Regions from separate parts of the Homo sapiens genome. Here region 1 is linked to region 2. Evidence: chromatin contacts called from ENCODE Hi-C or POLR2A ChIA-PET data. All regions are on one chromosome and are shown on one strand. Each heading gives the region's core, a stretch centred on a gene start or an enhancer-like site at or near the end of the contact. The rest is flanking DNA. Distances are from core to core; before and after follow the strand shown.

Evidence for each region. Hi-C counts contacts between places; a loop is a spot of excess contacts on that map. ChIA-PET counts read pairs that join two places held with the same protein, here RNA polymerase II (POLR2A). Pooled maps may share reads with other maps.
Region 1: a map with no recorded cell type shows a loop between it and region 2 (2.7-fold over the local background). The contact joins two enhancer-like sites. A Hi-C loop is called at or near these places in 1 of 168 maps with a recorded cell type or tissue (K562), 3 of 37 single-sample maps with no recorded cell type and 7 of 50 pooled maps. POLR2A ChIA-PET finds 5 or more read pairs at or near these places in 5 of 52 experiments (GM12878, HEK293, OCI-LY7 and 2 more).

The regions. Positions count from the first base shown.
Region 1 is chr1:32,059,800-32,066,130 of GRCh38, reverse strand. It overlaps a transcript of KHDRBS1 not described here. Among named protein-coding and RNA genes, the nearest start is that of TMEM39B, 10 kb to the left of the region's middle. RefSeq lists a silencer at 2,429-2,723 and enhancers at 3,369-3,663, 4,678-5,290. Within about 2 kb of position 3,355, at least 23 of the 41 ENCODE cell types and tissues checked have a DNase peak (open chromatin) inside an H3K27ac peak, as active enhancers do.
Region 2 is chr1:31,834,210-31,840,511 of GRCh38, reverse strand. No RefSeq gene overlaps it. Among named protein-coding and RNA genes, the nearest start is that of SPOCD1, 21 kb to the right of the region's middle. RefSeq lists silencers at 1,997-2,180, 5,710-5,779. Within about 2 kb of position 2,616, at least 3 of the 41 ENCODE cell types and tissues checked have a DNase peak (open chromatin) inside an H3K27ac peak, as active enhancers do.

The DNA of each region.
Region 1 (6,331 bases), core at 2,106-4,605, 220 kb before region 2:
GGCGACAGTGCAAGACTCCATCTCAAAAGAAAAAAAATTTTTTTTTTTTTTTTTTTTTTTTTTGTAGAGACAGGGTCTCACTATGTTACCCAGGCTGGTCTTCAACTCCTGGGCCCAAATGATCCTCCTGCCTGGGCTTCCCAAATCACTGGGTTTACAAAATGGAGCCACCACACCTGGCCCAAATCTGTCCTATAAATCAGCATTTTTTTTTTTTTTTGAGATGGACTTTTGCTCTTGTTGCCCAGGCTGGAGTGCAATGGCACGATCTCGGCTCACTGCAACCTCTGCCTTCCGGGTTCAGGCGATTCTCCTGTCTCAGTCTCCTGAGTAGCTGGAATTACAGGCGCCCACCACCATGCCTAATTTCCATATTTTTAGTAGAGTTGGGGTTTCGCCATGTTGGCCAGGCTGGTCTCGAATTCCTGAACCTCAGGTGATCCGCCCGCCTCGACCTTCCAAAGTGCTGGGATTACAGGCATGAGCCACTGCGCCTGGCCTTAAATCAGCAGTTTTCAGACCAGACTATGCAGACCTCTGGTGGTACACAGAAGTGATGAATCCACAGGATAAAACACAATGCAGCTTTCTGGAATGTCAGTTTTATTCAATGGAAATATAAGGCAGAATTTTCTTTTTCTTTTTTTTTTTTTGAGATGGAGTCTCGCTCTGTCGCCCAGGCTGGAGTGCAGTGGCGCAATCTCGCCTCATTGCAAGCTCCGCCTCCTGGGTTCACGCCATTCTCCTGCCTCAGCCTCCCGAGTAGCTGGGACTACAGGTGCCTGCCACCGGGCCTGGCTAATTTTTTGTATTTTTTAGTAGAGACGGGGTTTCACCACGTTAGCCAGGATGGTCTCGATCTCCTCACCTTGTAATCTGCCCACCTCGGCCTCCCAAAGTGCTGAGATTACAGGCGTGAGCCACCGCGCCCGGCCTGTAAGGCAGAATTTTCAACATCAAATCGCAGTCATTAAGAACACGTTCTCTGGAGCCAGACTTCCTAGCCCCATCACCTACTGGCTGTATGACATTAGCAAGTTACTTAACCTTTTTGGGTCTCAGTTTCCTCAAGCCTTATGGGTTTGAGAATCTATGTAAAGTATTTAGACTAGAACCTGACATACATTCAGTGCTATTGAAGCATTAGCTATTTTTATTAAAACATGGATATACTGTAAAGTACAAAGTAAACTAATGTGGGCTGGGCATGATGGCTCACGCCTGTAATCCCAGCACTTTGGGAGGCCAAGATGGGCAGATCACCTGAGGCCAGGACTTCAAGACCAGCCTGGCCAACATGGCAAAATCCCACCTCTACTAAAAACACAAAAATTAGGCAGGTGTGGTGTTGTGCACCTGTAATCCCAGCTACTCAGGAGGCTGAGGCATGAGAATCACTTGAACCCGGGAAGTGGAGGTTACAGTGAGCTGAGATTGTGCCACTGCACTCCAGCCTGGGAAACAGAGCGAGACCCTGTGTCAAAAACAAAAACAAGCCAGGCGCGGTGGTTCACACCTGTAATCCCAGCACTTTGGGAGGCTGAGGCGGGCGGATCACCTGAGGTCGGGAGTTTGAGAACAGCCTGACCAACATGGAGAAACCCCGTCTCTACCAAAAATACAAAATTAGCCGGGCATGTTGGCACATGCCTGTAATCCCAGCTACTCAGGAGGCTGAGGCAGGAGAATCGCTTGAACCCGGGAGGCAGAGGCTGTGGTGAGCCGAGATCGTCCCATTGCACTCCAGCCTGGGCAACAAGAGCAAAACTCCATCTCAAACAAACAAAACAAACTAATGTGAATTTAAGATTGAAGGCTTTGAAAAAAATGTCACCTGCAGCCCGGTCCCAGCCCACCAGGGATTTGCTTTCACCTTCTCTTGCCAGCAAGAATACTTACATCTGATTTTCAATACCAGAGAATCCAGGTGTCTTCATGTTCTTCCAGTTTCCTGGGCCATTCTCACTCCATGTATACATTAGTCTCCCCACACAACCTCCCACCTGTCAGGCAATCCCCCTACCCCCATTCTTATCCAGACATTTGTCTTCCCACATCTTATATTACAAATATATGTAAACTATAGAAAACCCAGAAAATGTCACATTTCTTTAGTTTAAAAAGAGATAAGATTTTGGCAGGTAATGTATTTAAGGTAATTAAGATAGAGAGAACTGTAAAGTAGGCTATGTTCCAGAAGGGTGAGTCTAGTTTGGCTTGAGAATAACTGAAGATGAGGTTGGAAAAATAGGTTCAATTCAGATCACTTGATGATCCTGAATGTTACACACAGTAAAGAATTTGGACTTGATTTCAACTCTCTAAGCCTGTTTCATCTGTACAATTAGGAAAATTACTATGTTGTGAGGATTAATGGAGAGAAGCAAACACATGGGAGAGATATCCTGTGACAAATGGAGCAGATGTTATTAGGAGTTGGAGACACAGATTCTTTTCCTTAGTGTAAACTATCCCCACCTCTCAGGGTGGCCTGAAATTCAGTCTCTCATTTATCTTATTTTTCTGTAATGCACATCTTAACCACCAGAGAGAGCCTGATACAAAGGAATCTCAACTCCAAGTACAACAGAGAAATTAAGCTGGGCATAAGATGTGGAATCCTGGATACAACTGCAGCGATTCTCAATGGTAGGGTAGGGAATGGATCCCAGTGCCTCCTCTATGGGCCTTCTTAGACCCATCCCAAGGAGAGGGGGTGGGGCATGCTGCCACAACCTAGAATTTAGCAGCTAGCCAGATGTAAGGTCACCAGGAAAGAGGTGAGGTGGGTAAGGATGAGGGCCAGATCTAGTTTAGGGACCTGAATTTCTGTATCTCAAGCAAAAGAGACTCTCAACTCTGCTCATAAGCCACCAGGCCCAACTCCTTCCTGGGCTACCCCATGGCAGGCCAGGTCATCTAGCTGGCCCGGGAACTTTAGAAAATTTCTAAAGAGCAGGGGGTGCATCGTGGGGAAGGAGGAAGGGGAGAGAGTGGCATATCTAAGAGCTGTCTTTAGGGTGACATCCACATGGCATCAAGACCTCAGCCTTTAGGTCTATCAGAAAGGGCAGTGGGACCTAGCTTCTCCAATCATGATTCACTAGCCTGGCATCTTACAGCATTTTTACAAAACCTCCTTTGCTTTCTTGGATTTTTGTTACGAATGTTAAAATGAAAGCCTAGGGACATTGAACAATTTACCTGAGGTCGAAGAGCAGCAGCCAAGGGCAGAAGTGGGCCTGTAGGCAATAGGAGTGGCTCTGAGGGGCTGAGGAAAGGGAAGGCAAGCAGGTAGAGCAACAGCCTGCTTGTCAAGCTGCAAGCATTGGCTCTTGGCCAGGCCTCATACCCACTCCTCCAGGGCCAGCTCTGCTGCCAGGCCCCAGGCTGCCAGCCCTACCTCCACACTCCCACCCCAGTCCCCTGAGAGCCCATCACCTTGGCAACAGCCAGAGAAAGGCCCAGCTAAAATATTTATGGCTCAAAACAGCCTAGAGGCTTGGGAGGGGGGAAGAGGGAAAGGCTGATGTCATCCCTTCTCAGCTTACAGGGGAGGTGACTGACATACAGGGCAGCTGGGTGGGTGGGCCAAGCCCAACAAGTCAGGGCTCTCAAAGGAAGATCCCAAGGGCCATAAGTGGTAACAGGAGGAGGACGAAGACTGTGACAGGTGACAGGACTGGATAAGACCCACAAGCCTGGGAAAAAAGGAGGAAGGAAACTTAAAGGTTGAGCAGTATTGTGTCTAGACCCCATGCCAGGCATTTCAAACACATCATTTGCTTCTCAGATCCCATTCAGTACGTAGCAATTCTTTTTTTTTTTTTTTGAGATGGAGTCTTGCTCTGTGGTCCAGGCTGGAGTGCAATGGCGCGATCTCGGCTCACTGCAAGCTCCGCCTCCTGGGTTCACACCATTCTCCTGCCTCGGCCTCCTGAGTAGCTGGGACTAGGGGCGCCCACCACCACGCCCGGCTAATTTTTTGTATTTTTAGTAGAGATGCGGTTTCACCATGTTAGCCAGGATGGTCTCGATCTCCTGACCTCGTGATCTGCCCACCTCGGCCTCCCAAAGTGCTAGGATTACAGGCGTGAGCCACCGCACCTGGCCAGTAGGTAGCAATTCTTATCCTACTTTGATGGAGTAAACAGGCCCTACAGCTCTTCTTAAAGCAAAAAAAAAAAAAAAAAAAAAAAAAAAAATTAAAACAAGCTCTGGAAATATGCAAATGATGAGCTGGGATTTGAATTCAGATCTGTTTGGCTTCAGCCCTGTAAGCTTTCCTATAAAATTCTGTGGCTCCCGAGTAGAAATCCTAGCAGACTGAAGGTATAGCGATCTAGGAACCTAACACCAGCTCCTCAGTCAGTGACTCAGGTTCTGTGCCTCCATTTATATATGATGAAGATGCCATCTGATTCCCTAATTCCCCACCCCAAACTCCTCCCTTGTCAGCCCTGGACTCAGAGCATCCAATGTAAACAACAGGGTGACAAACTCATCGAGGCTGGCCTGTGACTTTTCTAGTTTTAGCACTGGATAGTCCCATATCCCAGAAACTCTCTCTTGGGTAAACCTAGATGATCTGTCATCCTAGACGAACCCCTCATGCAAACATAATGCTTTAATATTTCAAAGCACTTGTGGCTGTGAGAGGTACAAACAGGTCAAAAGAATAGGCCATGAAGTCTGATAGTATAGACCATGAAGTCTTTTTCTAACCATAGGCAAATTTTTTATCCTCCTTGAGTCTCAGTTTTTCTTATTTTCCTGGTACATACTAAGAAATCAGTAAATTATTAGCTGTTATTTACAGTAATCAACAATGATGACAGAAACAGGCTCAGAGATTAAATAGCTTGCCCAGTGTAAATCAACTGACTTTAAGGAATCCCTTTCCATTATACTTCTGTTCCTGCTAAGGATGAATCCAAGCTCACTAGAATGCCCCAGGCACAGTTAAAATGCAGATAGGCTCTATTCTCTCCCTAAACTCAGTCCTTCCCCTTGTTCCTTTGTTAGGATAAATAACCAGAAGGCATTAGGGAAGAGTACAGTATCAGAGGTCCCTAGCCTCTCAGGAAGCTGAGTATAAATCAACCTAGAAATAGGCCAGAGGAAACCAGAAGCCTATCAAAGGCTGACTTTCCAATCCTTCAAGGGAAAATGGCAGAACAAATAGCTGGCCTAGTATAGCTGGAAGGAAAGTGAGAGCTAAACAAGGGGGCTTTGGCTCTCTCCCAAAGCTGATAGAAGCTACCAGAGTGGGACCATTCATCACTTGACCAAACCTTTATTGAGGTCCTCAGGGGCAGATATTTGTTGGGGAGAAATATAGTACAGAGGTGGAACAGAAAAAGCCCTACCCTTTATGACCTTTTTGGACAAGGTAAGTAATAAACAATGAAGAGAAAAACAGGTTCAGATGTTAAATAACTTGCCCAAATTAATTGAATCTTCTCACTTGGCTTTCCTCAGCCTTTTATGGAAGGGCAGTGATCACCCTCCCTTGGGAGCCCTCTGGAAGGGTTCAAGGACTCACAGGCTGACACCCATAACACAGGTGTGGTAGTGGGGAAACAGAAAACGGTGGTAGGGTGTTTCAGCCAATTCTATGGGAGGCTAAAGGGAAGCACACATACTGGGAATGGCACAGTAGGAGTTGCCAGTTAATTCCCATCTAGGAGGCCATGCTAGGGATACCCATTAGTCCCCTTCAACTCTTTAAAGTCTTGAACAGTTTAATTGTTAGCACCACAGTCCCCTGCAGCCCTGAGGACTCCATTCTGGGCCTAAAGACTCTTAAGGGATCCTGACTGGCTTTCTGTGGGTAAATCTGACAGATCAAGTAGAGTGAAAGAAAACTGCTGATCTCCTCTCCTGGGTTTCTCTGTGTTCAGCAAATGCCCTCAGGCCAGCCTTTATACAGCAGGTAGCTCTCCAGGTTTCAGGAGTCCTCTGATAGCTGCAAAGACACAAGGTAGAAAATTAAGAAAGCTCCCTATTAGGGGGCTTCCCAGCCTCCCACCTGACCAGGATGCTTCCCTCACAATTGCCCCATCCCACAGCACAACTCTACTTGTTTCATTCAGTACACAAGTTTCTTGGGTACACAGATGGGTAGAAAACAGAAGTCCACAGCCTATGAATTCTCTTTTTACTGTCTGTCTGGTAATGAAAATGCAGTCTCACGCTCAATATCTCCTGTCCTTGGCCATATCTCAGCTGAGTGGATCCAGGGAAGAATCAACAAAACCTTTGGGGGGCCTATCCAAGCTTTGAAGCCTCTATAAACAAAGGGAAAAATGCTTTCTGCTGTCCTAGAAAT
Region 2 (6,302 bases), core at 1,367-3,866:
CTCTGACTCACCTTCAAAGGCCAACTCATCTCTGCAAAGACACTTTCCCCTCACCCTTCTTAGCATTTGGTATAAGACAGTTCCGGACACAGGGCCCAACACCTTCTCTAGTCTTTAAGAATCTGTTTAAGCCAGGCATGGTGGCTCATGCCTGTAATCCCAACACTTTGGGAGGCTGAGGCAGGAAGATCACTTGAGCGGGGAGTTGAAGACCAGCATGGGCAAACTAGGGAGACCCCATCTCTACAAAAAATTAAAAAAAAAAAAATTAGCCCGGCATGGTGGCACACACCTGTGGTCCCAGCTACTCGGGTTGGGGGAATGTGGTGGGAGGATCGCTTGAGCCCAGAAGGTCCAGGCTGCTGTGAGCCGTGATCACGTCATTGCATTCCAGCCTGGGCAACAGAACAAGACCCTGTTTCAAAAGAGAGAGAGAGAGAAAAAAAAAAATCTGTTGGATAAATGTGTGAATGAACCCCTAAGTAAAACTCTGGGTCACCATAAGGAAAAAAATCCTATTCTTCCAACAAATCCAGACTGTGCAGCTGCCTCAGCCTCCAAACTTCCCACACATGTTCAAAAATTTTGTCTTTTGCCTTTCTCCTTCAACAACAGTTTGGCTGAAAATAAAATTCTTGAGTCACACTTTCTCTCCTTGATGACTTTGTAGGTATCTGTCTATTGTATGCTAATGCTGGATGTTGCTGTAAAGAAGCCAGAGGCCAGCCTGGGATTTTTAAGTAACTTGTTCCTTTATGTTTAGATTCTCAAAGGAATCTTTCTTAACTTTAAAATCTAATACTTTTTAAATAGCATATATATGTGTGTGTGTGTGTGTGCATGTGTGTGTGACAGAGTCTTGCTCTGTTGCCCAGGCTAGAGTGCAGTGGTGCAATCTCAGCTCACTGCAACCTTTGCTTCCTGGATTCAAGCAATTCTCGTGCCTCAGCCTCCGGAGGAGCTGGGATTACAGGCATGTGCCACCACGCCCAGCTAATTTTTTGTATTTTTAGTGGAGATGGGGTTCCTCCATGTTGGCCAGGATGGTCTTGAACTTCTGACCTCAGGTGATCCACCCACTTCGGCCTCCCAAAGTGCTGGGATTATAGGAATGAGCCACTGTGCCTGGCCAATAGAATATATTTTGATGTGGATCATTATATTATAGAATATTGTTTTGATACCATTATTTGAGTTTCCTTCTTCAGTGACTTTGACATGTGTATATGGTTTTTTGGGGTCATTGTATTTTTAGTAGAAATGGGGTTTCACCATGTTGGCCAGGCTGGTCTTGAACTCCTGACCTCAAGCGGTCTGCCCGCCTCAGCCTCCCAAAGTGCTGGGAGTGAGCCAGCACAGGCGTGAGCCTCCACACATGGTCCACAGTGCGTCTTTCATTTCATTTTCTTGAAAGCTCCCCATCTTTCCTGCCTCAGGGCTTTTTTTTTTTTTTTGAGACGGAGTTTCGCTCTTGTTGCCCAAGCTGGAGTGCAATGGCGCAATCTCCGCCTCCCGGGTTCAAGCGATTCTCCTGCCTCAGCCTCCCGAGTAGCTGGGATTACAGGCATGTGCCACCACTCCTGGCTAATTTTGTATTTTTAGTAGAGACGAGGTTTCTCCATGTTGGTCAGGCTGGTCTTAAACTCCCGACCTCAGGTGATCCGCCCGCCTCTGCCTCCCAAAGTACTGGGATTACAAGTGTGAGCCACTGTGCTCGGCCTATTTTATTGTTTTTAGAGACAGGGTCTCACATTTTCTCTCTTATCATTTAAACTTTAAAATTTTTTTCTCATTTAATTTTTCTTTCTTCATTTCTATCTTACGTGTTGCATCAGTGCGTTCTCTTTTATGTTACTTTTGGTTTGACTTCAAGGTTATGATGAGCTATGATTGTGCCACTGAACTTCAGCCTGGACAACAGAGTGAGCCTCTTTCTTCTGTTCTTCGCCTGGCTGACTCCTACTCACCCTCCAGATCTCAGCTGGAAAAGTCCACTCCCCAGGGAGACCTCCCTGACTCCCCTAAACTCAGCAACCTGGGATTCTGTACGTTTTTTCCTGGCGCACAGGGTCAGCACACATTTTCATCCAAGGATGGACAGTAGGGGCACTCTGTCAGCCCACAAGGCCTTGTTAGGATGATAGCACAATTTCTATTTGGCTTTCTGAAATACTGACAATAGTACTGGGGTCCCCATGACACGGGTAACTAGAGTTCCTGGGCACCTTCAAATGAAAGGAGAGTCTTGGTGAGAGGGGTGGAGGAAATGCCAGATGCCTCCTGTGGGCTTTAAATCCAATGAAGAGGGACAGAAAATTCAGCAGGGCTGTGTCCTGGGATTGTTTGGGCAAAACCATGAGTGTCGACCAGGAGCAGGGTGGGGTTCTGGTCCATGGAGCTCTCTGGAGGAACAGAGACTAAGCTGCCTTCCTGAGACAGCTTTGGTTTTTCTTTTAATTGTGTTTTAATTGCGCAAGTGACATTTAAACAGCACTAAAGGCAATGTTTAAAGAGAAATAAAACTATTGGATCACATCCATCTTACACATCTGATGAGTTGGAAAGAGCACCGAACATGGAGTCCAACACACCAGGGTTGGCACGCCTCTCTGCTAATTACTGCCTGCACCACCTCAGGCAGGTTTTCTTGCCCTTCTCTTTGCCTTAGCTGCCTTACCTGTAAAGGGGAATGACTCTTAGCTCACAGGGAGCTGGGGAGAACTGGAGGATTCAGTGAGATCGTATGTGTATAAGCCCTGGGCATGGAGTCAGGGCTATGGGGGCACTCAGTAAGGTTTCTCTCTTTTATCAAGGCAACTGTGTTCATTTTCTTATATTCTCTGCCAAGCTTCGATCAAGTCCAGATGAACATTTCGCACACGGTGATGATGCTTTAAGTTTAGTTCTGCAATCTGCTTGCAAACTTTCTATGTCATAAACACTCGTTTCAACATTTTCATAATTATTTTATGGTGGAACACCATGCCATTGAGCCAATATATCATTATTTATGTAACCATTCTTCTGCCATTGGACATTTCTCAGTTATGGATGGTTCTATATTTAATTCTGCATTCTATGATACTGTTGCTATCATTTGTAGCTCATTTGTGGAAGACTGAGTATTCTTCCATATTTTACTTACTATTTCTATTTAGTTACTTAAATTGCCTGCTCATGACCTTTGTACCCATCTGTCTTAGCAACTCAGATATTTTTTATTGATGTGTATAAAATCTTTACACCACGTAGCTATTAGCCATTTTCCATTTTCCCCACTCCCAGGTGACATTTTAGTTTTAGTTATTTTTCTATTATACACACCCTAAACGTTTTATCTTTCCATCTTTGCATTTGTGATTTCTTTGAGTTTATACAACAAATATTATGTGAACATCTGATCTGGATGGCAGGTGCATGAAGAGGTATGGGAGTAAAGGACACTCCAGTTCCTGACTCCAGAAGGCCTCAGTTAAGTTGGGAATACAAACTGGAAAACAATTACAATATTGCCCTGCTAAGTTCTAGAAGAGTAAAGAATTGCAACAGCAGCAGAGGTTGTTTGCACGCTCCCTCTCTCTCTGTACCGGGCCCCATTCTAAGAACTTGCATATACTATCTCATTTAAAACCACAACAATCCTGTGATTTAGCTACTATTTTTAGCCCCATTTTACAGACGAGGAGAATGATCCTCAGAATGGCCACACGACTTACCTAAGCACCAACAGCCAATAAGAGCTGAAGCCAGTATTCGAAATCAGGCAGTTGGACTTCAGAGCTTGCCTTCTTAACTACCATACAAAACTAGCTGTTAGGGCAAGGATGTGGTGGTGATGCCAACAGAGGTGATAGGCATGGAGGTGTACATCAAGGAAACCCTCCAGGAGGAGGTGAGTCAAAGCTGAGAATAGAAAGACAGAGACAACTTCACCATCAGGCAAGGGGGTGTGGAGGAACGGACATTCCATGAATAAGGAAGAGCTCTTCCAAAGGTTTGGAGACGTAGCCCCTTGAGAGATGGTAAGCTGGCCAGAAGCCTCAAAGTTGAGGTGGTTCTATTATTGTTTACGTTTCCTTTATCTGTTTCTTCATCACAGGCTCCATGTTAGGTGCTGGAGATACAGTGATGAACAAGATATTCAAGGTACCTGCCTACCTGGAGTTTACAGTCTAATTGAGGGACACAGGAAGGAAGCTGTACTGACCATTTATCTTTCACTGCTGCTCAACAATTTAAAAAATTCCTGTCTGTGAGACTCTGTCTCAAAAAATGAATAAATAAAATTAAAAGAAAGAATACATGTAAAATGCTTAGCACACAATAAACACACAAGTATTGGTTCCCTTTCCTTTCCTCTTGTTTTCTGGAGGATTTTTACTTATTGTGGAAAAGAAAGCAATCCTTTCAGCATTTCCTTTTGTGTGTGTGTGTGTGTGTGTGTGTGTGTGTGTGTGTGTGTGTGTGTTTTCTTTTCGTTTTTAGAGAGGTCTTGCTCTGTTGCCCAGACTGGAGTGCAGTGGCGTGATCATAGCTCACTGCAGCCTTGAATTCCTGGGTTCAAACGATCCTCCCCAGTAGCTGGGAATACAGGTTTTTAAACGTTTCTGATGCAGCAGGACAGCTTGCCTGAACTTACAGTTGATTGGCTGTCTATTGGTGAAGAACTACTTCTAATTAAATTCTCCAGATTTTTTCTTCTTTAACATAACTTGTTTTTAGCTTAAAATTTCCAACTTCTTTTGCATTCGAACTACTTACTAGGGACCCAAGAAAGCAATCAAGTGGAAGACGTTGGAGTGGGATTCCTGATATCTTGAGTTCCTCCTCAGAGCCAAGTGAGCCTCCCTTGCAGCTAGGGTGCAGGCATGTGACCTTGGTTCCTCCAATCATCCTTGCCCACCTGAGACGCCAACTGAGTGATGAGCTATGCATGGGAATAGCTGTGTGCAGGGCATCCTTTTTCTGCCAGCCTGGTGGCAGTTAAAGCAGTGTGGCCTGGAGTCAGTGACAGTGGTGGCAGGTCCTCCATGAGTCTGATTCTGCAATATGCTTCTTGGAGAGGCTCTTGAAAGCTGCATCCAGATCCTGTTTCTCTAACATCCCTAAATAAATTTTCCTTCTACGGAAACTAGCCAGAGTGGACTCTGTTGTCTACATGCAAGAATACTAATAAACACGCAAATAAACAAATACATATGGAGCTGAACCTTGAACAACACACGTTTGAATGGTGTGGTCCACTCTCATGCAGATTTTCTTCTGCCTCTGCCACCCCTGAGACAGCAGGACCAAGCCCTCCTCTTCCTCCTCTTCAGCCTACTCAGCATGAAGACGACAAGGTTGTGAAGACCTTTATGATGATCCATGATCTGTTTCCACGTAAGGAGTAGTAAATGTATTTTCTTGTCCTTATGATTTTCTTAATAACATTTTCTTTTCTCTAGCTTACTTTGTGGTATGAATACAGTATATAATATATATAAAACATACAAGATATGTGTTAATCAACTGTTCATGTTATTGGTAAGACTTCCAGTCCATAGTAGGCTGTTAGTAGTTAAGTTTTGGGGGAGTCAAAAGTTATTCACATACGTGGATTTTTGACTATGCAGGGGTCAGTGCCCCCATGTTATTCAAGGGGCACACACTGAGGAACTAACAGTTTGAGAGGTTAAGAGTGTGGCCTAGAGTCACCCAAAGCTATAGCCGGGACTGAAACCCAAGAGAATGAGAATCGAGAGCCTGGACTCTTATAGGATGCTGTCAGATCAACGCCCCCACCTGGTGACAGCAGTCCTATATGGGTTACTCGTATCCTCAGGTGATCATCCTGCTCAGCGTGGGCAAAACATGAATTTCTTCTCGCTTGTTAGGTGCAGAGGTTGCAGGTGGCAGGGAAGAGAGCCTTTGCATGTAGTGCCTTGGCCCAGGGCTCTTGAGCTCTTGCAGAAATCTCCCTTGAGGACTGCAATGTGATGGAATTGTGTATGTATTTATTTAATTCATTTAGGGAGAGTTTTGCTCTGTTGCCCAGGCTGGAGTGCAGTGGCATGATCTTGGCTCACTGCAACCTCTGCCTCCTGGATTCAAGCAATTCTCATGCCTCAGCCACCAAGCATCTGGAATTACAAGTGTGCACCACCATGCCCGGCTAAGTTTGTATTTTTATTTTTATTTATTTATTTATTGAGACGGAGTTTTGCTCTTGTTGCCCAGGCTGGAGTGCAGTGGCACCATCTCGGCTCACTGCAACCTCCGCCTCCTGGGTTCAAGCTATTCTCCTGCCTCAGCCTCCCAAG